2 separate regions of the Homo sapiens genome follow, and region 1 is linked to region 2. The links are chromatin loops, found by intact Hi-C in ENCODE. Cell type or tissue: dorsolateral prefrontal cortex. All regions are shown on one strand. Each heading gives the region's core, and the rest is flanking DNA. Links, peaks and the distances in the headings are about the cores only.

The links. Hi-C counts contacts between places; a loop is a spot of excess contacts. Peaks named below come from ENCODE experiments on the same cell type or tissue, not always from the same donor. Only the 100,000 strongest peaks of a DNase experiment are listed, where the experiment ranks them.
Region 1: a loop joins it to region 2, with 9 times the contacts of the local background. A loop is called at or near these places in 3 of 110 quality-filtered maps.

What each region holds. Positions count from the first base shown.
Region 1 is chr2:177,672,588-177,680,587 of GRCh38, forward strand. It overlaps PDE11A (phosphodiesterase 11A), which reads right to left. Exons shown (of 20, transcript NM_016953.4): 17 at 2,868-2,931. PDE11A-AS1 (PDE11A antisense RNA 1) reads left to right here and starts at 735. Exons shown (of 5, transcript NR_136171.1): 1 at 735-838. In dorsolateral prefrontal cortex, for the core only: a CTCF peak has its summit at 3,072 (motif pointing left); DNase peaks (open chromatin) are centred at 2,874 and 3,114; H3K4me3 peaks cover 898 bases; H3K27ac peaks cover 1,184 bases.
Region 2 is chr2:177,610,148-177,627,073 of GRCh38, forward strand. IFT70A (intraflagellar transport 70A) reads right to left here and starts at 8,595. Exons shown (of 1, transcript NM_152275.4): 1 at 2,852-8,595. The coding sequence starts at 8,554. The coding sequence ends at 6,557. It overlaps IFT70A-AS1 (IFT70A antisense RNA 1), which reads left to right. Exons shown (of 3, transcript NR_198966.1): 2 at 7,154-7,373; 3 at 8,141-9,091. It overlaps PDE11A (phosphodiesterase 11A), which reads right to left. Exons shown (of 20, transcript NM_016953.4): 20 at 13,097-16,926. RefSeq lists an enhancer at 8,668-8,897. In dorsolateral prefrontal cortex, for the core only: CTCF peaks have their summits at 8,878 and 12,578 (motif pointing right); DNase peaks (open chromatin) are centred at 8,234, 8,584 and 8,844; H3K4me3 peaks cover 2,078 bases; H3K27ac peaks cover 2,702 bases.

The DNA.
Region 1 (8,000 bases), core at 1-8,000, 58 kb after region 2:
TAACTAAAAGCTAACAATGTTCTGAATAAACTTACAGTCTTCGGAGATGAGATTAGAAAACAAAATGTTAGTAGCATGTGATGATTGCCATTGACTGTTTTGCGAGGAATTACAGGAAGTGAGTTAGAAAAGGAGGAACAGGCTTATAACCAGGAATGAAAGGAAATGGAAATAGTCGCAAATTCAGGGACTTGTAGGGATGGAAGATAAAATTGCTTCTCAATTCCAAACTATGAAAATGAAAATTGCGATACACTTTGACGAAGTTTGATTAGGACTCAGCTTTGTAACAAGAATCAAATAAAAGACATCTAGAGTTAGAATCTGAATGAATTAGGTAGTTTGCAGCATATCCTTCTAGCTGGACAAAAATGGCTCGATTAAATGATTTACCTATATGGTTCTCTCACTGAAGCCTGTTAGGCCCAAGGCACTAGGAATTAAGTCAGAAGAGAGAAAGAAATAAATATATTTGCCACATTTCTTTATTCCTAAATGTAAAGAAGCAAATAAATACAGAAAATCTAAGATGTTTGTATGGAATGTGGATGTGGTTATGGGCAAATGGAAAGGACTTGAATCAAAAACATAAAAAGCTGACTAAACGTACAAGAGAGTTTTGGTGCCAAAGAAACGCTAAGCCCATGATTACACAAAACAAGTGTTGGGACTTCAACCTTCTTTAGGTGAGAAGAAGGCAGTTTGACCTTCAGATAAAGCTAAGAAGGGTGATGGGAAAGGAATAATTTCCCAGGGAGGATTGAAAGGTCAAGGGAAAAAGGAACCAGAGAACATCTCCCAGAGAATCAGGGTCCCCTGCATGGTAGAACACCTCACAGTGAGTACCCAGTGGGATTTTGGAGTTGCCATGGACCACTCACCACTCCACATTGCTATGAATATCGCTCATCTCTTCCCTTTCCGAATGGGAGTCTTTGGGTGCATGTTGGACTCTGTATTTTGGGTGTGTGTAGGTCTTTAATCTGCATCCAGATCTGTTGTAGAGACTAGCATGTATCTCCCAGAGATCCTGGACTTAAGAGTTTGATGCCGTGACTGATGGGACATTTGGGTTGTCTTTCTTGGAGGAAGGATGGGTATATTTTGTCTGCTGGAGGGAGAATGAATCACATTTTTGGTGATGAGAAGGGTAAACTCTGGTAGTCATGCATTCACTATTTCTGGCTTTCTCCTTTCTGAGCAAATAGAAGGATGGTACTTCCTGGTTGGGTGGGGTCATGTGACAAGTTCTGGCTGATGAATTGTTGCGGGAAGCATTTAATTGCCAGTGCAAGACCTTCCAGGGCCTCTGTCAGAATGATCTAGGTAGTGGCTGTTCCTTCAGCCCCAATACAGAATAAGGACAAAGTGGCGCCTGCCAACCCTAGGTGCCCATGTTCGTGAGCAATTTGTTGTTTAAAGCCACTAAGATCTTGGGTAAAATGATAACATAGCCTATTCTGTGGATACGCTTGCATCATTTAAAAATGCTGACTGATGCATCATGTGAAGGAACCCATAACACACTGCTAAGAATGAAAGCTTTGGAGCCTAATCTGCTAGAATCTATACCTAGCTCTGCCACCTACAAGCTGTTTAAACTCAGGCTGCTTATCCTTTCTAAGCCTCATTTTTCCCATTTGTGAAATGGGGATAATAACCATATTAGTTTCCTAAGGCTGCTGTAAATTACCATAAAGTTAGTGGCCAAAACGACAGGAGTGTATTCTGTCATAGTTCTGGAGGCCGGGAGTTCTACATCAGTTCACTGGGCAGAAATTGAGGTGTCAGCAGGGATGTGCTCCCTCTGGAGGCTCTTGGACAGAATTCGTTCCTTGCCTCTTCCAGTTTTCCTTTGCTCACGGCTGCATCACTGCAATCTCTGCCTTGTCTTCACATTGCCTTCTTCTGAGTGTGTAATTTCCCCCTGCTCCCTCTTATAAGGACATTTGTTATTGGATTTAGGGCACACCTGGATAATCTAGGATCAGTCTGCAGCTGAGATGCTTAATCACATTTGCAAAGATACTCTTTCCTTTCACGGTAATGTTTACAGGTTCCAGAGATTAGGACCTGATATCTTTGGGTGGCCATTATTCAGCTGACTACAATTTTAAGGATTAAATGAGATAGTATATATAAAGCAGTCAATAAATATTAGTTATTTATTGATATGGAAATGCATCTTATTTTCCCTAAAACGTCAAGTCTTTAGATGCCAAGTTACTGTTCTGGACCCCACACAGTAGGTGCATCATAAAACGCACATAACGATTAACCTCTAAATACCATCAGTAATCCCTGGTCTTCAGTTGGGTAGTTACTTAAATTGAAAACTATTCTTATAGAACTAATGCTTTATGGCAGAGAAATCAGATAGGTGGTAAAGGCATGGTTTGTTTTTCTGCAAGTTAAATTGGATACTGCATATTTTGACCACAGAGGTTTCTGATATCTAAATAATATTTAAAAAGAAAAATATAATTTCCTTTTTGCCTCCTTTTATTTTCAGATATTAAAAAAAAAGAAAACAAGACTTTGTACTGAGATGTGATTATCTTGCCAAAAATCCTATCTTTGAAACTCTTGCCTTAATGGTCAATGTATTATTCAGATTTCGCACATTAAAAATATCTTACAGAGTCAGAAATACTATTGCTTAGTGAAAGCACGATAAAAAAAAAAAAAAAGGGCTGTGCAATAAACTGTGTCGTGCCTAAGCCTCCTGCTATTTTTTACACCATGTTAATACTGATGCAAATTGACTAGGGTTTCAGTGCCTGGTAGTCAGGGCTCTGGGAATATTGTGTCCCCCTTACGCCCCCCAGTCCCTCCTCTGCTGAGCCCTGCCATTAATCACCACTTGCCTGTCTGGAGATCTCCCACGGTTTGGTCACGGCTCCAAGGTCACAGGCTGTCATTAACATTGATCTGAAAAACAGAACCAAACAAAACAGCCTGAATAATCTTTTGTTGCATTCCTAAACAAACCCGTCCTAGATACATAAATAAATAAAATAAAATGGAAACGAGGCCAGCTCACATCTTCCTTTCCTCAACAAGGGGCAGCACTGTTTATAGTCCCTGTGTTCAGCATCTCCATCATGTGGCCACGCTGCTTAGGAAGACAAAGCTCTCACACATCCTCTGGTGGCCCTTTTGTTTTGTCTGCAGCAAATCAAGGAAAGCAAAGCACTACTTTCTGTACACCTGAGCTAAGCAAGCTCTGCTTAAAATAATTTATAATGGACAATGTTGTTGGGTTTTTTTAAACTATAAGCAAGAGAATCAGTATATAACACTATATACATGGCTGATGAAACTACTTACCAACTTATCATTGATTGATGGGAACAAAAGAAAACCCACACCAAAGAGGCAAGGCACATGCCACATAAGGGGCTCCTTCATTTTCATCTGCTCTACAGAGCTAAGATTTATGGGCAAGAGCTGTATCATTTCACTCCAGTTTACTACCTGGCTCCAACAATGGTTTATAAGCATTATGAAGAAGAAACATACTCAGCTCCAGCTCTCATTAATTTGGGCACATAAGAAAGCACAGGAATGGTCTGAATCAGAGTTTTGAGGGGCAGGGTTAACCATAATTCATACGGAACCATGGAAACACTGGGAACAATTCAAATTGTAGATAGCTCTGGTGCTTATATATAATTTAATGTGGTGGGAGGAGGAAAAATAAGGCACACTCTGTCCCAAATCTGCTTTCTTTGTGCTGATAACCAGCAGAATGTGATGAAAAGTAACATAGGATTTGAGCTGGGGAACCACATCTTGGCTAACTGCTTTTGGAAGAAAGGGGTATGCAACCAAAGGTCAGAGGGCTGTCCTGATGTCGGTGTTAACATTTCATACCCTGCCAGATCTAATGCCTTGGAAACATGTCTGCTGCCCAGATGGCAGAGCATGCTTAGATGGCAGGGGGGTCCCCCCACAGGAAACCCCTCCAGGGAACAAGGCAGGGTCACAGATAACAATAGGTCATTCAAGGCACAACCAGGTGGCACCGGCATCAGCAGCCCTCTCAACTCGAGCAGCATTGATGAAACCTCTAATTCCAAACATCCCTGTGTTAAGAACTACGCAAAGGGAGACACATCAGTCTATTCATTTTTGACCTTCTGTATCAGGCATTTCTACACTGCTTACTGTGTGTCTGCTTCTGTACTAAGTGCTTTACTAACCAACTGCTAACTAAACTACTAACTAAATGAATCGTCATCACCACCCCAGAGGTAGTTGCTATTATCCTTATTTTACAGATAAGTAAACAGAAGCACACAGAGATTAAGTCATTTTCCCTTCCCAAGGTGAGTAAATGATTCAGGATTCTGTGCCTATCACAAAGCTACCAGATGCCCTCTTACTACACATGGATGCTGACAGTACTGGAGGGGGACAAGACTGGCTAAAGCATTGGATTTCTCAGCATCTCTCCTGCATAGCAAATAATCTCTATGAGGTTGCCTATTTGTATCATAATGTGGATAATTACTTAGGTTCTGTCCAGTTGATAATTTGAAACTTTCTCTTCAAATGCATATTGCCATTAATCAGTTGATCAACAAGTTTATTGAGTATCTGCTAGGTCCTCAGATGATAATTCTAATAGCTACCACTTATTGGGAAGTCTCCACAGGGTGACTGACTCAGTCTCTATATGTGGTAGTGATACTATTATTATCTCTTATTAAAGTTAAAAAAATAAGGCTCAGAAACGTTAGGTAACTTGCACAAGGTTGTACAGTTATTAAGTGTCAAAGCTGGGATTGGAATCCTTTGTCTGACAGAAGAATCTCTACTTCAATGAATACAGTGGAGCAAGAAGTCCATGCAGAGAAGGGAGACAGGACAGGCTGAGAGGTAGGACGGGTAGAGTGGCTGCAACCTTTGTCCATCTGGCACTGGGGAGTCAACTAAGCCTGGGGACTCAGGAGGGACCTGGATAGACCTTTAGGGAGGAAACTTTAGGTGGTGGATGTGAGGATGGTTTGAAGAAGGAGAGGGTGGAAGGAAGGAGACTCATTGGAGATGTAAATTGATAGGAGCCTAAAACAAGGAAGGGAGAGTGGGAAGGGAGGCACAGGGATGGAAGATTGCAAAGGAAGAACTGAAGAAAACAAATGAGCAGTTCTATGTTATTTTTTAGATTAAGGCTCTTCAAGAAGTGAAAGATCTTTTTGAGAGTAAAAGACCAGGGAGAGAGTTTTTACTAACTGTTTTAGACTGAGGTCCCTATAATTCTAGTTCAGTTTATAGTGAGTTAACATACCTCTCCTCTATATGCCAAAATTATTTCAATAATAATCTTGTGACAATCATTATCTTCTTGATTTGTTCTGTAGTTGTAAAACAATTTAAAATGAACAAATTTTAATGTTAAAGATATATTCAAATTGAGTACAAAGATTTTGTGTAGACTGAAATCTGCACTTGCCTAACAAAAATATGACACTTTGCAGTTTGCACTTATTTCAGTTTTAAATTTTAACCATGAATAAAACCCACGAATGATCACATAAAATGACAGAATGAAAGTATCTCAAGTTGTATGTCTTCATCTTTACCATCACCGTGCTATCATTGTTTGTTCTGAATATAGTCTTTAAAAGCAGGAATATGAGTTCTGCAAGGTTAGAAACACAAACGACACCCAGAGAGTTTGAGAGGTTCTAAATGGTTAGGAACTTACTATTGAAAGTGTATAGCTGCATCTACCTATGTCAAGAGCCAGCTGTATGCCTGGGCATTCTTAGAATTAACTTACATTACGTGTGCAAAGAAAGGATAAATAATAAACATGTGCTTATTTGAAGCTTTCATATCAATTATTTTTATCTTAACAGTAACCTCAGCAATTGTTTGGAATTTATACCAATAAAAGACATTTCTTAGGAGGTATATCTCACCATTGACTATTTAGAATTGCTGGCACATGGTGGTAATAAAAAGCAGACTGACTTTTAGTTGGTTTTATTACTATTTTAAAATTCTCTACAGATGGTGCTCCCTTAGAGCACCACCCTTGGTGCAAGGTGGTCAGAGTGTAACCATGAAATGGGGGAGGGAGGGCAGATGAGGGGAGAGGGGAGAACCCAGAGCACCTCCATTTTATGTAACATGCTTCCAAATAAGATATTTCTTCCATATGGGGTTCCTTGTCAAAACAGTTTGAAAATCTCTGTAGGAAAATATCTAGGCAGAGAAACTCAGAAATGGCATTTCAGGAAAAGAGCTCAGAAGAGAGGCAAGCCCAAGAAAAGGGCTGGGAGTCATTTGAGAAGAGATAGTAGTGACACTAGAAGGATGCTGAGGAAAAAGAGAAGAGAATAAAAAATACATCCTTGGGGGACAGTTCTGTTTAGTGGATGGTGGGGGGAAGAAGGGCTAGAAAAGACTAAGAAGGAAAGAGTCAGAAATAAAGGAGAGAATCCAGAAGCGTATATGGCTTTGCAGAATCCAAGGCTGTAGAGGGTTTTAAGAAAAGAGAGGCCAACACAATTAGGGGCTATAAAGAGATCAGGAAGCTGAAGAGAACAAAGGTTGTAGCTTTTAATACTTGGAAGGTGACTGTGGTTCAACAGAAGCAGAAATCACATAGTACAGACTTAATTCCTCAGTAAGGAATGGGTAAATACTCTGTGGTATATCTGTATTTTGGAATACTGTGCAACGATAAAAGATGATGAGGTAAAAACATGTAAAGAATTCCAAAGCATGTAGTTGAGTGGAAAACCATGTTCACATTGGTATGTAAATATACAATTTATGTTAAAATAGACAATCAAAATACACACTAAACAGTATTTTTCCTAAGGGTGCATGTGTATGTAAATGCTTTGGAAATGGTCTGGAAAAACACAATACACTAATAACAAAATACAGCTGTGCAACCAGTATGGGAATTGGGGGTTGAGCTCAAAGGAGATCTGGGGGCTTATTAGCAATGTTTGATTTGTTACAGAAAATATATATTCATATAATTACTCATGGCATTAAAAATTATACAAAAAGAAAGAAATTGCCTTGCAAGAAATTAGGAAGTGTGGGAGTAAAGGGAAGGAGAAAACTATGATGGGGTCTGGAGAAAAGGCAGCCTGTAGGGATGACTTTTTGATTGGGGAGGCAGAAGTGTGTTTTTAGGTCTAGAAAGGTCATGATTAATAAAACAGATTTTGAAAATGGAAGCTGAAGGAGCATGATTGATAGAGCCAGGTTGGGGTAAGGGGCGAGGAGGTGGAAGGAATGGAATTAGGGCACCAGTGGAGGGGCTGGTCTTGAAGATGAAAAATGAAGAAAAAGGCCTGTAAAGATAATACAGAGGAATATTAAAGCATAGAGGAAAAAAACTAGAGCCCTCTGGGGAGAGGGCTGCAGGAAGGTGACATGAGGACAGCTACAGAGGGTGGGGCAGGCAGTGGCCTGTGTTCAGAAGATGGTGCCAGAGATTTTATATAGCAGATACGGCAGGACTATGTCAAGGTTTCCGCTTGGGGTAATCCAGTAGTTGCCTGGTTGTGGAGCAGACCCAGTGTGCCCTAACCCTGGCCTCACGAGCTCTCCCAGCAAAACTTAGCAATGTTAGAACAGGGATAAGACAGCAGAAGGTCTGGTTGAGGTGGAGAGAGTAGAAGGATGGGGTATGAGAGAAAGAGGAATAGTGCCCACTCTCTGGAGTGGCTGCAAGAGAGGCTAAAATTTGCCCCATAAACAGAGTGGGTTGCTACTGTCCTTTCTAAACAACTTGGAAGACGTCCCAGGCAAAGGCTAGAACAGACTCCTTATCTCCACCTCCAATATTGTTCTGACTGGTTTTCTATCCGCAATGCCTATTGTCTCTAAAGAAAAGCAAAAGTTACTCCCCACTTCCTTTGTGCTATGTAACTCTGATTTCTAGGATGCAAAAATCCCTTCTCCACCCAACTTGCACCCCCACTTCCCCAGGAAACAGAAGAAATCATGGCTTGCCAAAACTGAAC
Region 2 (16,926 bases), core at 4,847-12,846:
ATAAACTAAGTAGAGATGACAGTGAAGGAATTCAGGACATGCCACTCCAAAATATGCTGCCTTGGCATCTTAGTTGTTTTGAAATAGAGGCACTTGAGAAATAGCAGGTATAGGAAGGGCACTCTAATCTCCCCTTTTCTTCCCGAAAGCAGTAGATGAAACTCCCAAGTGGAAGATACCCTCCCTATACCAGTACAAAAGAAACAACATGCTTATCACCAGAGACAGGGAATTGAGGCTGAGAGAAATCTGTACAAACTTTGTTAAACTAACTTATCTTCCTAGTTACTTTTCCACAATTTCCACCCTTTGTTCAAACTACTGTATAACTGCTTAGGCCTAGCCACTTCTTTGGGTCTTCATTGTCCTTGTGGGGGCTCCCGTGTATATGTAAATAAAATTTGCTTTTCTCCTGTTTAATCTGTCTTACGTCAATCCTAGCTGAAAACCCTAAGAGGACAGTAGAAAAATTTTCCTCTCCTACAACAGCAAATGACATTTATGAGTCTTTGAAAACAAAGAGAATATTTTCATGTTCTTAAATTTTGAAAACTCTTCTTAGCTTCCACTATCAAATTGTATAGCTTTTAGCTACTTCAGTATTTTTAAAATTCCTTCTATGAAAGCCAAAGTTTCCTTAAGAATTATTGAATGTATGATTTAAAAAAATGTTTTTAAAAAGTTTCACTGGTTTAAAAGCTATTTTTTAATGAATCGGAATACCCCAGATTAAGTGCCTCTAAAAAAAATTCAGATCCTTTGATTTGTTCCATTTATTCATTTTGCATCATTTCTTTAGGTTGGGCATCAGGATTACTTTATTCTCAAACATGTTGCACCACAACCTTCACACCAGCACAGAGCAGTCACATGGTCACTACTGTGTGTATACAGAACAATGGTTCTTAACCTTTGCTATACATTAGAGTTACCTGGGGGACTTACAAAAAAACTGACCCCTCCTCCCACTCCCATCTCCATAAATAGAAATAGAATTGTTAGGGGTTAGAGCCAAGGCATCTTTACTTTTTAAAAAGTTTACCCACTGATTCTCATGTAGAATGTGGACTAAGAATTATTAGTACAAAAAGAAAAAAGAAGGTAAATAACAGGGACTTAATCATGGCTCAATTGCTTGCTTTTAATTTTTCCTCCTCAAAACCTAAGCAAAATGAGCAATCAATCTCCTGGAAGAGGGTGTTTAGGAGTTTAGCTCAAACGGACTTTGCAAGTAAAGGTAAAGCCTTACGGGGCCTCAAAAGTCTCTGGTAACACTTTGTAAATACTTGTGAAATCAGCTGGCTCTATGCTGGGATTTTTGGATAAGTGAGTCACAACTCTTTGCACTTAAGGTGTAGGGAAGCCTTCTGACAGCCATTTTTACGTGTTTGGTGGCTGGAAACTATAATGAAGAGAAGAAAATCACTGACTTGAAGAAGGATCATATAAGGTGATTTTTTTCAAAGCAGTGATGAAACAACAGGTGAGTCAATAATCTTTCTGCCCAGCCCAGATTGCACCGCAGCTAAATCTGCGCTGCTGCAAATAGCACAGCACACCTGCTCAGGAACCCTCAACGCACTTTTGTAAACCATAGTGTAATTTAGGCCAGCCCTGGAATGTTCTCACTAAGTGTATTTTGGAAAAAGCCTATTAAACCACTGATTAAATTATCAGCAGGAACTGAAGTGGCAAAAGTCATAGCTCTGGGAAAAGAAATGCCTAGCACTGATAGAAAAATTTGTAAAGAAAGCAAACAAACAAATAAAAAAACAAAAAATACCTAAGAGAAGGTGTTATGGAACTGAACAGGGATTCGCCCTCCTGGCACAATAAGGCCAAACATCCACACTGAGGTTTGCAGCAGGAGAAAGGAGGACATTTATTTGCAGAGTGCCAAGCAAGGAGGATCAGGCAGTTCTTGCTTAAGTCCTGACTTATGGTTTGCAAGCAAGGGTTTTTTAAAGGCAGGGGTAAATTTTAGGAAAGCAGATGTTACAGGCAAAATTGTAAATCAATATATGGCGTTTACACATTGGTTTGGCCTAAAAGGGCAGGATATCTTGAAGTGGGGACTTAGTGATCATAGATAGATTGAAAAATTTTCTAATTTGCAATTGGTTATGGAAAAGAAGGTTTGTTTAAAAATTCTGGGGTCAGCAGAAAAGAATGTAAGCTCTGGCTCCTGGGTGTGGGTTCCTCCAGGCACCTCAGAAAAAAATTTAGACCATAAAGAACGGCAGTCAGAGTTCAGTCCTCAGTTCCCCCTTATCTGAGGTCTATGTGCAGGCAGATCTGTTTGGTGGGGGTCTGGGTTTCTGAAAAACAATTCAAGGACATATGTTAAGATGTTATCTCTAGTTCCTATAGGGGAACCAAACATCCTGTGATTCCAATTTCTTTGGCTATCGCCTTAAGTTACTAATACCTTCTTGCTCATCAAGTTGCTTATTTGCTTTTCAGGGCTAGCTAGGTGGCTGGAACTTCCCTTGTAGGAACTCAGGATTTTCCTTTATTTCTATACTTGGAGGGCCCTGTAGGCCCCTAAGAGGGGTCCCTGCCCTAAGAGAAAGGTAGTAGAGTGGAAAGAGCAGGAGAATTGAGTAAGACGCCCTGAATTCTGATCCAGGCTTTGCCCGGATCCTATTTGGCTCTATCATATTATCCCGGGGAAGACATCTTAATCTCTCTGAGCCTCAGTTTTATGATTCAAGAGATGAACTGGTCTAAGCCCTCATTGTTCAGACTCTAGCTGCAGACACATTCCAGATGTTTATCTTAATCCTTAATTTGTAATTTAAAAGAACCTATTTAGGTCGTATCTACAAATGTAAAAAAATCACATTTACAATTTCCCATTTTATATTTTACATGATTATTTCCAGAACCATTTTATAATTTTACCAATCATTTCATTATAGATCTTATATACATTGTCAGAAAAATAGTCTCCTCAGTTTCTGAAACTACTTGCAGCGTCTTGGTCAAATCATGTATAGCTCTCCTCTGTTCTTTGGCATTTTGTGAAAACAGTTTAATGGTAATGAATCAGTACAAGAACAAAAGTTCTAGAAACAAAAATATTGTTTTAACTACAGAAAAATTTTTTGCCTTTTCCAGTAAACATACAAAATAATTGCACTCCTTAGCATATGTGAGTATGTGGTATTGCCTTCTAATTAAATATTTTTCAGCAAAGTGTTGCTGTTATGGTCTGATTCCTGAAGCTTTCTTTTGCTTTACAATGTTAGGGTGTGACCATCTCTTCCTATGGTACTTCATGACTAAAAATGGAACAGACACTTTATATTCACAAAAGTACATATTCTCCTTTCCATATACACTATAGTGTATGGTTTTGGAAAATTTGGAAGAATTGGGACTAAGACGTTGAGACTCTGATTAGAAAAACTAACCAGTAATTTACTGTTGAGACTTAAGATCTTGAGAGTTTGTGGGTACTCTGTGGACACATGTTTTATAGCAGATGCCATGAGTGCTGGTGAAACTTTTAGTCATGTGTCCTCTATCTTAAGCATTTGACTCTCCTAATGAAATAATTGAAAATAAAATATTAGCAGCAATAAATGCTTTCCCACATAACTTACTAGGGTCCTGCTTGCATAGTATAATTTTAGCCATTTGCTGTTTTGAATTAAGGTATTCAGTCATTGATATTGATGTGTTTTATTTCACAAACGTGCAAATTTCACTTTTGAACAAGGATTTGGGCCCATTTTATATGTTCACATGATATTAATATTTGCAATCAAGTTATTGGCAGGTCTCACTTAAACTAACAAATGCTTATTTTTCACACTAGAAATGTACTTATAAGTCTCTATATTCTAATAATTTTTCCTTATGAAGCAAGTCCTTTTCTAGTAAATACACATTATGATGTTGTAGAACGGATTTCAGTATGTGGTGGATCAATCTTGGCCCAAATCCAAAGGAGCTGATTTAATTAAACAACCAAAAGAACCTCAATTAATAGTGGTATCAAGTATAGAGTAATCACTTAGTAAAGACTCACTCCCCAAGAGAATATTAAACACTATACCTATGGCTAGTAAATTAATTACCGTTTGGCTAATGTCTGGCCCTATTTTTCAATATAAAATGATTATAGATTACAGTAAGGCAAGTGTCCTCTAAAGTTGAGTATATTTAATTCCCAGTGTTACAGAATTTAAAATGATACAAATACTGCATGTCTTTAAAATTTCAGTCTGTTTTTCTACTGAGTTCAAAAAGTTTAAAAGATGGAGGCTACCACAAATATATAAAAAAACTTCACTCTATTCTACAACTTACATAGATCTAGTACTTTTGGTGAGTCCTCTTAAAATTTTTTCTGGCATTACCAATCTGAGAGTCACTTTTTATCAATATATGTTATCTTGTTTTGCAAAAATGCATTTTTAAAAGGTTTCCAAAGTCACCTTGATAATCATAGTGCTCACTCACTTGACACTTACTGCTAAAAGGTTGTTATGCATCTTTTATACCTGGTTGAGGTTCAACTTCCAGCTATCAGAGAAAAATGTCCCTATAATTCTATAATTGACAAAAGGGAAAAGATAAAAAAGGGAAAGAGAACAGGGTGGTAAGAAAGATTGATTTTTCATTTCTTATCTTGTGATACATGCTGCAGCAGTAAACACCACTATCTCTCAAGTAGACCCTTTGAAGACAGGGGGAGAAAACACTCCAAGAGAAAGCTTTAAACTAGAGATTGCCTTCCTATTCTATGTGGCTTTGACCTTTTGGAAAGTGCATGGCCTCTTCTCCTTGTATTAAATAAAACAAGAATATGAGGACTGATGATTTGATTTGGTGAGTTAGTTATGGAAGTAGTTCTGGCATCTCTTATTTCCATTCTGTTATCCATTACTTCTGTTCTGTTAATGGCAGCAGACACTTGATTAACTACTGAGATTTGGACATGCAGGAGATCCAAGGTGGATTGTGAAGTACATCATTAGCTAAATCTCCATTACATCTTCACTTCACCGGTTCCTCTGTTTCCAGATTTCTGGCAGACTGGCATCTAAAGGCCTTCATGTTAGAAGCAGGAGAGGCTCTAAATATTTCAAGAATAATTGAGGAAAAAATACACATTATAACAGCTTGTCAAACTACTGAATGGAACGGTGGTTCATCATTTTTTGGAAGGATTAAAAGCAAATCTCCTCTTCCCGAACAAAAACAAACATTAGTACAAAAACTGAAAGAGGAAGTTAAGAGAATTATACCATTTCTAAATACTTATAAAATTATTAATTTATGCGCAACCATAACAGAGACTGGGGACCACCCTATATATATTCATAGCTACGGCTGTAAGCAAAAATTCCAGGTAAAAAGGCAAAAATCCAAATTTCTTATTAATAATCAGTATAACATCCAACAATAACAATCACTTACCATAGGGGTTAACATTTACTGTAAGCCAAAATCCTAGAAAACATTAATATAAAATACAATTATATATTTCCTAGCTGATTTGCTTATATATCCAGGTCATAAAAAAAGAAAGGCAACTTTTTTCTATGTGGCTTATACAGAATCGGATGTTACAGCTAAAAGTAATTGTAAAGGCTTCTGATAGTTCAAATGATTGTGAAATCCCAAAGAATAAAGGAATTTCTGACAGCCTAAAATTAGAAGGTATGGAACTCATACTTTTATTCTTCTCATTCTCAGTTCAGTGCTTATTTTTTCCTAAAAAATTAAAAAGTAAAAATTAAAAATTTCAGTTTTTAAAAAACCAAAAATATTAATAAGCTTCCACACTTAATATATGTCAGTATCCACAAGGAGGCAAAATCATTTCTGTAAAATCAAAAATAGAACATGAAGAAAAACGTTTATTATAAAACTTAAGAAGCAACCAATCAACCAAATTATGAAAAAAAATTTTGTCACTGACCAAACCTCATAACCTGAAAAGAACCAAGAAAAGAAATTCCCATTATACTTGTACTTCTAAAAGGGCTTAGAGGTCTAAACTAGACTTCGTTGCAATCCAGAAAGTTAAAGGACTAAAAAACTGGAGAAATAGAGTTAAGAATTAGATTTATCAGACAGCATAGTCTATGCTGAGATAGCAAAATAGACATGGCTTTATTTGCTGATTGAGAAGTGGTCCAGCCGTGGGCTAGCAGTCATTTACATATCAGTGACCAAATGCAAACATACCCGTACTAACAGTGCTTTGGTCCATGACATACCCTTTTGACAGCCCAAAGCTGAAACGTCAACTCTATCTGGGGTTACTTGCTTATACAAAGATGTTACTCTAGCAATTGTTGCTTGAGGGCAAGACCAGATGATTGTCACTAGTAGGAAGAAAGCAGAAGTGATGCAGCTTACACTGCATAGTCCCTACCCTTCTGGATTAAATGAAAAAGTTGCTCAAACATAAACTTGTTCTTACAAAGTGGATAAGATTCAAAATAAGACAAATATAAAGATGCCAAGGCTAAATACAGATAAAAAAAAGTGTGGTACGTAAGAAAGCCATTTTGAAAAAAGCCACTATCAGTCATAACTACTTATTCCATCCTATAATCTCATAAATCAAAGCTTTCAATTGTCTGGACTCATCTGTGACTGTATTCTTCCCAACATGCATTCTTTCTTCTTCGAGGGGTTGTTCAATAACAGCAGGTATGTTTGTGCCATAAAGTTCACAGTGTCCTAAAAACTGGACACATTCTTGAATAACACTGTCATGAATGACTATCATGTGTTTTGACATGTTTTCTAACAAGGACAGGAAGCATCTTTTGGCATAATACCAGGTATCTGTTCCCAGCTTTTTATTATAAGGCTCCAAGCTTTTGATAACTCGAGAAATACCAAACTCATAGTTTCCTTTGGCACAATAAAGAGTTCCTATCACCAAATTCACAATGCAGAGATGGTACATTTTCCGATTTGGGTCATCATAAGAGAGCTGCTCTTCCTCCTTTTCAATCTTCCTCATCAACTCCTCTGCTTCTTCATTTTGACTTGTCATAATATAGGAAACACAGAGATTAGCCAGTACAATAGCACTGACATTCAGGATGTTATCATAATGCTTCTTGACTATGGGTTCATAGAAACCAATGGCTTCTTTGTATTTGTTTTCCTGCATGAACAGAACATGAGCCACATTCAACTTCCACACATCATGGTCGTTACAGAATTCCACAGATTTGCGGAAGACCTTTTCCACCATTGGATAATTTTCAAGATTCCAGTAGATTTTTGCCTGAGCCATCAACACAGGAATGTATTTCTCCATGGTTTCATCATATTCATTCACTGCCTTTTTGATAGCTTCATCATCTCTGTTGTGTCTTGCTTCCTGTACTTGCTTGGTGAGTCTCCGAAGCTGCTCAGTCAGCATCCCTGCTAGCCCATCAAGCTTAATGAAAGCCTCTTCAGGAGCTGTCTGGCAAGTGATCAGGGCATCTAAGAAGTCATAGAGATAGGGTGTGAGGAACTTATACGTCAAATGGGCATTTTCTGCCAGGACATCTGCTGCCAGGTCAAAATACTCATATTTACAGTAGAGCAGCAACAGGTTGCCAAAAGTCTCTGGAGGAAAGGGATTCTGTTGGAGCAAAAACTGTAGCTTTTCAAACCCTTCTGTAGGCCTGGCATCCATGTTCATTAGTGCCTGGTTGTGCAGGGTCACAGGGTCCAACTCTTCCTCTGCCCTGGGTGGCATGTCGGTGAGGGTTTCTTGAGCTACCTCATAGTTTCTCAGTTGGTATTCTATGGCTGCCTTAAGGTTGAAGGCTTCCACCAGAGCAGTCTGATGGAGAACTAAGGTGTTGCCAACACTGCGAACATCAAAGCCCTCGGTGGTCATGCCCACACCTAGCTCAGGATGCTGGCGGATGCCACGCTCAATAATCTCAGCGATATGCTTCAGTGCTGAGGCATACTGTCGGCTGCTGTAATAGGCCAAAGCCAGGTTGTAGGAAAGGTCAGGCTGGTAGCCCGAGGCCTGCAGTGTGGCAGAAAACTTGGAGCATGCAGCTTCATACTGTCCCTCCTTGTAGAGCAAACAACCCAGGTTGACCTGGCCATCGGTCTCATTGTCGCCTCCACTTTCTTCTCCCCCTTCCCCACTCAGCAGCTGCTCCACCAGGCTCCTGGACCCTGGCAGATCGCCCTCGCTATACTTGATGGCAGCTTGCAGGCGGAGGACCCGGCTGTGGTAGGCGGGGTTATCCAGGAGAAGGAAGGCGACCCGAGTGGCCTCCGGATAAAGGCAGGCCTTGTACAGGGCCTGGGCCTGGTACAGGCGGTACTGCTCCAGTTCCGGGTGCAGCTGGCCCAGCTGCTCATAGCACTCGGCCGCCAGCGCGAACTCCTGCAGGCGGTAGTAGCAGTAGCCTAGCAGCGACAGGCCGGCACGGCTCCTGGGGCTCCGCTGCAGTTCTCGGCCCAGCAGCTGCACCGCCTCGGCGTAGCGGGCATCGCGGATGAGCCGGTACACTAGCGCGGTAAACTCCCCGTCGGGGATCTGCGCGCCGCTCAGACCAGCCATAACCACCACGGCTGTTATGCGTGCGGTTACCACGGCAACAGGGCAACCGGGCAACCGGAAACGGAAGACGACGGGTTACTTTGCCACGGAAGGAATCTGTTAGGAATAAAAAGGGACCGTTCTCGTTAGTCTCTCAAGTTCGGTTTGATCTTCAAATATTCTGGACTGCAGCGTGGCGGCAGTCAGAAGGGGAAAGACGACTACTCCGGGCCGTTCAGAGACTGAATCTTCCCGGTCCCGGCATGCATCGTTCCTGTGGCGCCGCTGCGCAGGCGTGGCCGCACTGCATGCTGGGAGGCGTAGTCCCTGTTGCACCGACCCGACTCGCGGCCCGTGTGGACGCACGGTCACTCGCCTTCCCTGCCCCCTAAAGATGAGGGGCACTCTCTGTGTCTGTTGTGCCACCTCGGTCTCTAGCGAATCGGAGGAAGATTTCCGGCACCATGTTCTGGCGATTTTGAGCCTTGTGCATTGGTGTGGTCTATACTAATGCTGGCGTTTGGCTTACTTTTAATAAAGTAGAGATCGTCAGTACAATAAAAGGACCTTTTAATAAAAGGAGCGGGATGGCAAAAGGGAGTTAACTCCTTGAATTCCCTTGGAATTAGAGCAGGTTCTTATGCTACCCCGAGGGCACAGTTTGTAAGAACAGAATACAGCAGCAAACAGAAATCCTTCTTATTTTGGTGGTTTCCAGAGGTTAATAAGGAAAAAGTGCTGTGAATCTTAATTGGTACTGGGAGAGGATCTGTTTTTGATCGCAGTATCTCTCCTTTTCCATGACAAAAAAAAAATTACTGAGTATATGTTGGCGTTTACACTTGGTTGTATCCATTGCTGTGGTCCTCCAACTGTCTCTGCCAATAAGAAATCAGTATCTTTTGTCATCTCCCATGATATCCATTGGTCTCTCTAGCACCTAATATAAACCTAATCCAAGTAAAAGTGTGTTGTTTGCTACATAATTACTGCAAATCCTTTGTATGCATCCATAATAGTGTTACTGCCCATAAATCTTTTCTGTATATAAACTTCACAGCTATCATACGGTTGATAACGATGTCAACCATATCATATAGCACCTCTATTAGAGACTGTTTACATATAGTATTTCTAATTTGAATAAGCAGCCTGCATTCTGCATATTGTAGTTTAAGAAGTCTGTGGGCTAGAAAGGTTTAAAGATTTAAGTATTACATTAATTAAATCAAACTATTAAATTAATAGTTTGTTTAAAGCCACATCTAGGTAGGTAGGGGCTGAACCATGATATCCAATAACCAATTTCAATAGGAAATAGTGACTGATGAATAACCCAATCCATGTATCTCATGTACGTGAGTTTGTAAGGGCCCATTGTTTGGTGCTAAGTGTGTATAAGGAATATTATTGTCTTTGTTTCTCCATTAAAACAATGAACTAACTTTGTGTAGTTAGTAAACTTTGAACTTCTAGGCCTTGATTCCAGCTGTGAGCAGATGTGACTACTGGAGTTGTGTAGTTCGTATTTACCCAGTATCACTGGAAGGAGATTTTTAGTAGGTGTGTGATTGCTCATATCATCATATGACTGACTTTATGTACTTACTCAGTCTTCTCCCTTGCCAGGAATTGGCAGAGTTGGGTCTTTTTGGCTGGAACTAGACAAGGAGCTTCCCAGTGCATCAATTCCAAGAAAGGGAAACTGCACCCATTTCAGGATTGAATGGGACTTTGGCTCACCTAAGACCCCACAGAAAGCAACTGTGGAATATTACTATAACTCTATTCTGAGGCTTCTTTCAATCTGATCTCTTGGTGCACCCTTTTAGAGTCTTAAGCCCAAGGAGGTACATGGGTAGAGGATACTGCTCAGTAATAAATTGGGGGAAGGGGTGCATCGACTTCTTTACAGCAGGCTGCCTGATGGTTCTCCCTTGGGAATTTAGGCTCAGTATTTTATTTATTTATTTTTTAGAGACAGGGCTTTGTTCTGTTGCTCAGGCTGACATGCAGTGGCATGATCATAGTTCACTGCAGCCTTGAACTCCTGGGCTTAAGTGATCCTCATGCTTCAGCCTCCTGAGTAGCTGGGACTACAGGTGCACAACCATGCCTGGCTAATCTTTTTTAAAAAATGTTTTAATGGAGATAGGGTCTCACCATGTTGCCCAGGCTCATCTCGAACTCCTGGCCTCAAGCAACCCTCCCACTTTGGCCTTCCAAAGTGCTGGGATTACAGGTGTGAGCCACTGTGCCTCGCAAGGCTCAGTATTTTAAAATTCTTATATATGTACTGTTACCTTAGGTAATTTGCTATTAAATTAAGGTGAGATGACAACATGGGAATGGGAAATTGCCCTTCATTAGTCTTTCTCTCTGTTTTGCAGAGTTGTATTTACATCATCTTCAAATGGCTTCTTGAAAATGTATGAAAATAAAAGGACTATATTCTCCTCCAAATTTCTGGGATCCCTACCAGGATTCAGTTGGGGTTCTCCTCTTTGTGTGGGTACCTGTGAGCATGGTGGCTGAAGTGGGCAGGAGGGAGGCCGTTCTGTGTCTCTTCCTCCTTATTTCATGTGATGCTGCTCCAGAGGCCTGGCTTGAAAAGAGCAGGACATTCTGCTTAGACAGATGGAGGGCAGGGTCATTTTCAAAATGAAATGAGTGCACAAATCACACTGTGAAATTGGCATGACCATCACTGCTGCTGTGATAGACTGACTTTTATCTGGTCTCTGATAGGCAGTTGGGGAATAGATTAGTTTTGTTGGGCGTGGTGGTGAGAGAAGGCTGTTTAATGATAGAAATTATGGAAAGAATGAAATAGGGTGGAATATTATAAAGTGTCATAAAGCATCATTTTGTTTGCAATAGGATCTTGAAAACCTGGAGGATATATCAAAAAGTAAGTGTATCATACCATTTCAATTAATAGGAAAGCATTTGGTGGTTGCAATAAAGTGATTTGGTGACTTGTAGAAAGGAATTGTAGTTTGATGAAATTTGAGTTGGACTCAGGGTGGATTTTGCTACACAAAGGGAGACATGTTTATCACGTAGAAGAGTTTCATTTAGGCGAAATAGATAGGAACAAAAAGCATGATGCTTGGTTCTTAGCATACTTATGTTCTGCCTGCCAAAATATGCCATGATCAAGTCCCATATTCTATTTGTATGTACAATCTATTTGGCATTCTCTTTTAAAACTAGTTGGCAGGTATGTCTTATTTATACTGTATCTGTGGCCCCTTTCTGTTGGTAAACATTGTTAATTTGTGAGTTTTTCAACCACAGCTGTGGTCAAACATCTTCCTTTATAAGGGAGGACCTTCTGCAAATCCATTTTCCAGTTGTTATTTCTTTTTCCCTTGGATTTCAGACCATTTTCTTCAGGATGGACAGTTTGTGGAGTTCAGTTATCTTGCATCCCCTTTCTCCCACTCCAGTCTTCTACCGTGAACAGAGAAGAAAACTATAAATTAGTGCCAAATTGGAAATATAGTTGACTGACTTTTTGGAGCATCTGTTCCACCTTTTAAGACTTTGGGAAAGAGTGTATGCTAAAATCAACACTTGAGAACATTTGTCCTCAGATGGTGTGACATTTAACCTCATTATGAACTCTCCTTTTGCGGGTAGTTCCAGCTTTATTAATATTTTAATTAGATTTCCTTCTTGAATATCCCTTGCTTTTGATCAAGTAGCTTGTATTTTGGGGTTTACAGTATTATTGTCTAAATTAACTTCCCAGGGAGAACACAATAGCATTTTGGTTTATAAAAGGGATTAATGGAGAAGGCAAAACTGTGGATACAGCAGCATTTAAAAAAAAAAAATCAACCATTCAGACAAAGAGCTACTCCAAGCCCCTGTGTTTATGCAGTACTTTGAGTATCAGGCCTGCTTTGCCTAACTTCCCTCATTAATCCTCACAGCCCTTCTGTGAATTAGGTGAGCCTTACTGTGGGCCCCACTTTAAAACTGCAGACTGCAAAGCACAAAGAAGCCAGTGATTGCAGCAGCCAGCAATGGTGATTGCTTATGCTGGCCAGTAGAGGGTCACACTGCACCTCTTCCCTCTCTCTCCCTGGCCACCTCCTCTCCAGTCATTTGAATTGGCTTTGGATCATTTGCTGCAGTTTGTTCTAATAGAACAGGCACAATGGTGTAAGAATTTTAAAGTTTAAGCACCGAAGCCGTTGTGTAATTGTATGGCGACAGTGTGGCTAGCGGCCCTGCATTGATGCGATCCCCCTGTGTAATTGCCCATGCAAATTTGAGCAATCTGTAACGGACACAGGAACCCAGCATTTGTCCGCAGACTCTCCTACCTCCAGAAAAACTTCGATAATTTGAAGAACCTTTTGTCATCTTTAAAAAGCTATATGGACAGGCGTGTCCTAGTGTCCCTCTCACACATGAAAACATCACAGATCAACACAAGGTTAATGGACTAAATTAACAGTCAACATTTAAACTGTAGGTATTTGGATGCTTGCTTCCTTCTTTCAGCCCTGAAATCACCCTTCTCAAAAGAAATAAAGATTATTCCAGAGCTTTAGTTAAACTCTAAGTATTTTATTAAAAACAAAGATATTCAGGTCTCTTAAAGCGGGCTTCCAAAACTATGGATTAGTTGCTTGTGAAATGGCCAACCTGTCTATAATGTAATATTCTTACAATGAAACATCAGTCTGGGAAATCTACACAAAGTGAATGATTTCAAACAACTCAATTGAAAACGTATTTCCTTTCTTTCGTGTAAAACAATAATAATTAGGAAGGAAGTCAGTAGGAGATCCTTTTTAGGTTATTGTACATGAAAATAAAATGGCAAAAGCAATTTCCCCCCAAGGGAATGAGACTCAACAAAACTTAGCCTCCTATTTCCAATGTTATTTTTAAAATTTCATCTAAATATGTCTTAATCTAAACTAGAGTAAAAGAAAAATTGAGATTCGAATACACACGCATATACACACAGAAAATGAACACAGATATAAACGGTGGCACAAATAATACATTTTTCACAGCAAATACTTCATTACTTAATAAAAAAACACATTTGTGTACTAGCGTATACAAAAATGACATTGGTGTAGTTATGTTATACAGATAAACAATTTATCTTTAGCAGTGAGGAGAGAGGTACCAAACATGCAAGAACATTCAAAATTAAATTTAAAAAAGTACAACCCCAAATTACTAGCTGAAGACAAGGTCATGACAAACAGTGTCAGCATGACATTGGGCATTGCTAAATCTAAATGCTCATCATGAAATTCTCCAGATACACCTCATTTTATTTCTGCCCTCTATATGTTTTATTCTATTATTCTTCACTTAGGAAGCTGGTGCAATTTTGGCCTTCTTGTAGTCAGACTTAACCTTTACATTTCCTGATACATTTGAGTTTTGGGAGTTCTTTACAGCATGTAGCAGAATAACAATTTCAGAGACTGTTACTCTGAAGCAGATAATGAAACTTCATTACAGTGGCATTGCCAGAGTTTTTAGGGTCCCAAATTAGGTTTTGTTCTGTTGCTTTAATGAATCCTTTTTGTGTTTTGGTGGTTTTTTTTTTTTTCAGCCAAGGCATTTTTCTTTATATTTAAATCTTTCCCTAGTATGTCTAGGTTTCTGTCCCACTGGAAGGAAATTGTTTCACACTATTACTGGAGATGAAACTGGTTTTTGTCTTTCTGCAATTTCTAAGAGTCAGCAGGAAAAATAGATTTTAAAATAATTTTACTGCAGAATAAATTGGGCAGATTCTGTTTAATTACCTAGTGTTAAGTGGAAAAAGTTATGATAAATTTTGATACACAGAAAAAGCAACTGGATTCTGGCAGCATTAATATTAGATAATATTGTTATTACACTAACACAAAATGTTAAAGATGATTTCTAACCCAATGTATTTGCAAATATACAATACCTGGAAATGCATAGACATCTCAGATTTTAGAAACAAAATGCATGTGCAATTTTAACTTCTCTTAACTTTATAAATTCACTTCTAAATTAATGACTACCATTTATGGGATATGTGTGATATCAGATAATCTAAAATTGTTTTTTATGAAATAAAAGGACATATAAGGTGGGTGTGGTGGTTCATATCTCTAACCCTAACACTTTGGGAGGCCAAGGCAGGAGGATTGCTTGAGCCCAGGAGTTCGAGACCAGTGTGGTCAGCATAGTGAGGCCTCGTCTTTACAAACAATACAAAATTTAGCTGGGTGTGGTGGTGCACACCTGTGGTCCCAGCTACTCATGAGGCTGAGGCAGGAAAGATCACTTAAGTTGGAGAGGTCAAGGCTGCAGTGGCTGTGATTGTGCCACTGCCCTCCAGCCTGGGTGACAGAGCAAGACCCTGTCTCAAAAAAAGGACATATCTTTTTTTAAATTGTATTGATGACTACATCTTTCATCATAATTAGAGACAGGCTCAAGATACATCTGTAGTATGATTGTGCTTACATCTACCCCATATATGTAAGTTTTATTATGTCTTTATTAAGAAGATGACTGCTTTAGGTTTGTTGCTATTTTATTTGAGAAGAATAAAAAAGAAAATTATCTGGAAAATTTCTTTAAAGCTAAACACGTCTTGGTCCTTTGGTGTGGGGACTGAATAAAAGTCAGTGCTTTTATGTAATAGATGGAGATTCTAAGACTTGGAGAGTCCTAAGATTACAGGTTCAGCTGGTGGCCAAGCTAGGAGGGAGTTCCAGTCTGCTATGCACTGAATGGCACCCTTTGCAGTATGTGAAGCTGTCCCTACCCACCAGGATTGCCACTACATTGTAGATTGTGCACATAATAGCTACATAGTGACTAGTAAGAATAAATATGTCTGAAAAAAATACATCTCATCGAAAAAGTAGGATGAAGTTATTTCAACAATTAATGCCAAGAGACCTGAGGAAGCAAACATAATCTGGTCAGTTTGAGTTTTTACAAGAAGGCTCATATTTCAAATGTCTTTCTCCAATAGGAAATAAACATTAATAATAAGGACTGGGAAACTTCCTTTCTCTTTTTTGGAAAAGCAGATTATATGGATAACTGCATATGCCTCACATTCTTGCAAAATTATAAATTGTTTAGAAAAGGGATTAAAAACGCCTGAAACCCGCAAGAGTTCAACCTCTAACCTCTGGGGTTGTTGGCACCAGGAAGCTGCTACCTTCCTGTCCACTGCTTCATAGTCATGGAGACACAGACCCATGGCATTAGTCAGCAGTTTCTAAATCTTGACCCACAATAGGAAAGATACCTCAAGACAGGAGAAATAGATGGAGGCAATTACAAACAGCTACTAGATTGATGGTTGACATTGTCAGGGCTCCACTGTATGGCAGATTGCAATGGTGTTGAACTCCCCTTGCTACCAGTGGATGTTGCTATTGGCAACCATGCAGTGAAGCCAATAAAACGGCAAGAAAATGAGAGGAAAACTCAACCTTAGTGGAAGCTTGTAGGGTTTATGCTATAAATTATGTTCCCCTTAGCAATATGTAGCATCAATGTTCAGGATAGCTACAGTGCTCACGGCAGCCTGCAGTCTCTGTCAGACCCTGGGTCCAGTTTTGTCATAAAGCACATGCTTTAAAATGTTGCTGTAGATGGACTGGCATCCATTTGTCTGGGCTATTTATTTATTTATTGTTGGGGAGGATAACAGATGTGGGCTCATCTCTGCCTCACACAGACTGATTTTCAATTCCCGTTCGTGATATAAACATGATGTGGCACATTACCCAGAAACACCTGCAGTGCTTCGGAGCTGCAGACACGTCACGATCTCGCAGACCAGACTCTGTCCCTGACTCCACCCACCCTTTGTTCCCCACCTGAAGGAGGAGAGACAGCCCTGCAGAAGCTATTTTCCTTTATAGCAGAGTGATACAGAAAACTGGCTTAATAAAATCCATAAATCTGAACAACCTCCTCTTACCTGCTCTGCAGAGGCAGTTTCTTCCTGCATTCATTTCCCCCTCTACTTTCTCCAGTCTTCCCTGCAGAGACAGCTGTAAAGGGTAGCTAGGAACATTATTTTTTAGGGCTCTCACTCCTTCCTTCTCCCCTTTCTCAAACCCCTCCCTGCTCAAGTGTCTCTCTTTTCTGAGCAATTGATGACAGGGTTCTACACCTTCATTTTTTTTGGTTGGAAGTGCCATTTTTCTTTGTTTGGATTGACTTTCACCTTTTTTTTTTTTTTTTCATTTCCCTTAACCACCTGTCTCGGTCCCTGTCTTTCCTTTACTGGTGTTCTTACGTTTCTTTTTCTTCTTGCTTTTATTCCCCTCTTAGTCTGGTTTATACTTTTTTTTTTTTTTTTTTTTTTTTTTTTTTTTTTTGAGACGGAGTCTCGCTGGTCG